2 separate regions of the Mus musculus genome follow, and region 1 is linked to region 2. Evidence: chromatin loops called from intact Hi-C (ENCODE). Cell type or tissue: heart. All regions are shown on one strand.

The links. A loop is a pair of places that touch in the nucleus more often than their neighbours do. Peaks named below come from ENCODE experiments on the same cell type or tissue, not always from the same donor. Only the 100,000 strongest peaks of a DNase experiment are listed, where the experiment ranks them.
Region 1: a loop joins it to region 2, with 11 times the contacts of the local background. A loop is called at or near these places in 26 of 42 quality-filtered maps.

What each region holds. Positions count from the first base shown.
Region 1 is chr13:89,666,870-89,669,369 of GRCm38, forward strand. The region is part of intron 12 of Vcan (versican); the gene reads right to left. Among named protein-coding and RNA genes, the nearest start is that of Gm4117, 66 kb to the right of the region's middle. In heart, a CTCF peak has its summit at 1,338 (motif pointing right); no DNase peak of the experiment used is centred here.
Region 2 is chr13:90,839,613-90,842,112 of GRCm38, forward strand. No RefSeq gene overlaps it. Among named protein-coding and RNA genes, the nearest start is that of Atp6ap1l, 64 kb to the right of the region's middle. In heart, a CTCF peak has its summit at 1,524 (motif pointing left); no DNase peak of the experiment used is centred here; H3K27ac peaks cover 854 bases.

The sequences.
Region 1 (2,500 bases), 1.2 Mb before region 2:
ATCTACAAGTACTATCTCCATGTGTAAATTTACCAGAAAATATATAAAAATATTTCAAGTGAATTTAGGAAATGAGTGGGCATGAATATGATCAAAACATGTTGTATAAAATTCTCAAAGCGTTAATAAAGCATTTATTTTTAAAGTGGCAGTAAGTAGTCTAATATATTATCTTTAAGATAGGTGAATTTCAATCGGAATATCAGAACTCTTAGGACACAAGGTGAAGGAATTCATAGAATTTTTAAATGTTCAATATGAGGCTAGAGAGATGGGTCAGTACTTAAGACTACCTGTTGCTCTTAGAGCTGACCCAGGTTTGGTTCCCAGCACCCACTTGGTAAACAAGGAGATCAAATATCATCTTTTGTCTTCCTATTCTGAACTCTGCAGGGAGTAGGCATGCATTTGATGGATGTGAGGATGTCTTTATTCGAACAGACTTGTGTAACAGATTAATTCTGCTTAAATCTATTAGAGATGAACCACAATGGCCAGAAGAGCAGTCAAACATATTCCCCAGTGAGGTGGGAAGTCTGAGATGTCTATTATGCAGACATCCTTGAAAACCAATTGCACACTTTGTAAATGTTGGCCTCTCTTCCTGGACAGCTAACAATTGTGTTTCTGGGTATCTCACATATCACTGGCATTGTAAATCTTGAATCTGTGACTGTCAGGTCCCTTTTGTATTGTCTCTGTATCCAACCAGATATTTAGCTATAATTCTTCAGCTCAGATGTCATCATGTTTTATACTTTAAAATTCACAATACTTTGGATTTCCTGGAGTAGCTAATTGAATACTATGTTTTGGAACTATTTTGATGGTGCTAAAAACATTTAAATATCATACATACCCTATTGATAAAAGTAACTTGACACCTTTTCAGGGATAATTTTGGGAGAAATTGATTAAATTTTCAACTTTAATTTTTATTTATATTCCATAAAAAATTCAATCACAGCTCTTCGTCTTCCTTTTTGCTCCAAACACAGATAATTTAATTTACAGAAGAAAAGTTTGTATACTAAACTACAGAAATCTTCTTGGTTCACCTGCCAAGAAGAAAAGTCAAGGAAGTGACCTGTTGGCTTCTATTACAGTGTGTAAAAGTGAAGGTTCAAGAAAGAACGGGGCTAATTTTAACCTTAACTGCCAGGATTTTATGAAGCTTAAGGTACCTGTTAGTTTCCTACTGTGCTTGCAAATCATCTCATTTTGCATTTAACTATTGGGCTTACAATATTATACATTTCAAAGCTATACGAACCTAAACAACACCCCTGCAGACACTAGTGCTGTTCATATAAAAATACAAAGCATAATGTGACCACCAGGTGGTGACATAGACTGCTCAATATGGTAGTACTTTGAGTGCCAGCACAGGATATAGAATCACAATTATTAACTCCACCTGCAGAATAAAAATTAAAGTGTCATCTGTGGCATGTCCTCCTCTGTGGCATGTCCTCCACTGTGGCATGACCTCCACTGTGGCATGTGCTCCTAGTTTTGTGATTTTTTTACAAATAGATAGGCTATATTTTCTAGTTCCATCCTATTCTGCTATTGACTATTACAGCTCTCATCTGACTTTTCTACCTAAGACGAGCACTACAAAAGCTTGTTTTTTCATGTTTCTATGAATAGCATCTAATGATTTACATCAACAGTGACAGTTCATCAGACACGGTATAATCATGTCTGGTAGATCTACTCAATATCTTTAGAGTAGGACCAATAAATAATTATGCCCCAGTGCACAAAAATCAAATGCATGCTGTATGAATCTGCAAAGTTACATTCTGAAAATATCACACCTATACTACAAGCTGACTTGTGTAAACTCTTTTTTTTTTTTCCACCTGGGACCCATTAAACCACTATTGGACTCTGAGAGCCACAAAGCCCTAATATAGCCCATGTCACCAAGGCCAAGAAGACTATCTCCAGAGAATACAAGCAAGTTGCATATACAAAAATACTTTATCAAGAGCCTGTGTACCCACCTAGAACACACACACACACACACACACACACACACACACACACACACACAGGAGCATACATCCACACAAGCACACACATGGACATGCATACACACACTGATAGCAGTTAGCTTGCCACTAGGTAATCACTTGAGTCAACTGTATGTTCCAGAATACAGAACAAATCGTTATCTGAAGAAAACAAAGGCCATGGGAGCTTCTTATTACAAAACTCAAAACATCTTTCCTTCCTGGGTAGCTCTAGTACACAATAGTCATTAGTTTGTAGCCTGCAGGGGACACATTTAACTGTTCTCCTTGAGTGAGGCAAATGCCGTCCCTGCAAGGTAGATCTCAGGCTCTCCTAATCCATGCTCTCTGGTCTGGGTCCTGATTTATTTACATTTTACAGGAGGTTATGGTTTTTCTGTTATCATTAGTTGAGCCCACAACCGAAGAAGAAAAGAGCAGCTTTGTTTCAAAGGAGAAAGAGACGTTTGTTCAGGCAT
Region 2 (2,500 bases):
GAGGTGTCAGTACCAATGTCCCAGCAAAGTCATTGTCTGGAAAGGGAGGGCTTGACAATACTGAGGGCAGGTGGGGCTTTTGTTTTGTTTCTTTTCTCCCTTGGGTTTTTGTTTCTTTGTTTCTTTGTTTCTTTGTTTGTTTGTTTGTTCCCCTCAAAGCTGGCTCTAATACCCACAGCACTTCCTAAGGGCGTGATGAGGAACACAGAGGTGAGACCTCCAGATTGCTGCAGAGCAGATGCGCTTGGCCTCATGCCCCTGTGCTGCCTCCTCCTTGTCTCCCACTAACCCCAGGACATCATTTATACTAGGATAAAAATGGATATGTATGGGCTGGAGAGATGGCTCAGCAGTTAAGAGCACTGACTGCTCTTCCGAAGGTCCTGTGTTCAAATCCCAGCAAACCACATGGTGGCTCACAATCACCCATAATGAGATCTGATGCCCTCTTCTGGTGTGTCTGAAGACAGCTACAGTGTACTTATTTATAATAATAAATAAATCTTTTTTTTTAAATGGATATGTATGCCAAGTGGTGCTTGGTGTTACTATTCAGGAGGCTGAGGCAGGGGGACTACAAATGCAAGGCCTACCCCAGCTACAGAGGTGGTTCAAAGCCAGCCTGAACAACATATTAAAAAAAAAAAAAAAAAAAAAAAACTGGCTCAAAATAAAATGTTTGGAAAGGAGCTGGGAATGTAGTTCAATTGCTTGCCCAACATCCTAGGTTAATAGTGTACGTTAACATCAGTTCACACACACATATACATATCACACACACACACACACACACACAGAGGAGAGAGAGAGCCTAAATGAATATTACATAAAAAGTTGTTTGTTTGTTTGTTTGTTTTAGTATAGCAATGTTGTTATTATTCTACAAAATATTGGAATTCTTTCTCCCCACCCAACCCCTGTTCCTCCAGGTATATGTATTCATATGCACGCATGTGCTCAAGTGTAGATGATATGTGTATCTCAGGACAACCTTGAGTGTCAGCCTTACCGTCTACCTTGTTTATGATGCGGTCTGTTTGATACTCAGCACTATAGATGACAAGGTAGCTGGACCCACCACCACCCACCCACCCCAAGTTGCCAGGTACTCTCCAAGTATTCTTCAGTCTCTATATCCCGTGTTGCCATAGGAGTACTGGGTTACAGATGGGAGCGTCTATATCCAACTCTACACGGGTTCTGGGAACCCGGACTCGGGGCCTCTCGGTTTTGTAGCAAGCTCTTAACCTACTGAGCCATTTTTTCAGCCAACAGCGAAATTTCTACTCTCAACTCAGCCAGGGACATCTTTTTAAAAACTTACGAAGCCAGTTTCACAGTGTGTAGGTAACTGCGTGCTGTGATAGCTATAGCCATGTTTTAATCTTTGAAACTTAAGACTTTGGCCTTTACTCTTCTGTGACTGTGGGACTGTTCATGTTTAGAAAAATAAGCATTTCCTGCACGGTTGAAACGGGTTATCTAGCCAGCTTCAGACACTGATCAGTGGTTCTCTAGCGACCTCTAGTGATATAATGGGGAACATATTCTGTCAACAGGGAAGTGAAGGGATGTTTGCTGGGTCAATGTGAAGAAGCCCTATAACCTAGGGATTAAGGAACGGTTATAACTTTGAATAAGGGAAAATTTAAGTCTTTCCCTTCTCCGATATTTTGTGCCCTCTCCTCTATCTTCTTTGTCTTGTCTCAATCATGTTTATCTTAAGTACCCTTGAGGGCTCTAGGCCATACTGAGTCCTTGCCTACCCCCATTGCTTTACGGAGCCTAATTGTAGACAAAGCCTTCTTACCCTCAAACAAGACACATTTCTCCAGTGACATCCTGCATCTGGTTTCACAGCAGCATTCCCTCTATTGTTAGTTCCTCGATTCTAAAGTCTTTGTATATCCATTCCAAACCCAAGCAAGGACACGCTGCTACTGTCTTCGTTTTGTCACAGTAACCGCGGGGTACAGTATTTCTTCAGAGGAATTAAGATTGGTTGCTTCCAGTGTTAAATTGTAAGAGCTGGATTCTACCTATTGTTCAGTTTTGGGTTTTTGCTAGTTTGGGGGTGATTTCTCTTTTTCTGAGTTTTTGTATTGTTTTGGTTTGTTGTGGTTTGGTTTGGTTTCTTTTGGTTTGGTTTGGTTTGGTTTGGTTTGGTTTGGTTTGGTTTGGTTTGGTTTGGTTTGGTTTGGCTTGGCTTGGCTTGGTTTGGTTTGGTTTGGTTTGGTTTGGTTTGGTTTGGTTTGGTTGGGCGGGCTTGTGGCAGCAATAGGTAAGATGGGGTGTTCATCATGAACTTCCGGAAGCAGAAAGATCCAGGTTTTCAGTGCATATTAAAAGATGTAGAATCAACAAAGATAAAGGATATCAAACTCTCCACGAAGTTGAGCGATGATCTTTCCCAAGAGAGGAACTTAACCCATAGCTCTGCTCTGCAGACAGTGGATCAGTCAACTCCAACCTGGGTCCTTATGGTATATTGTTGGGTTAT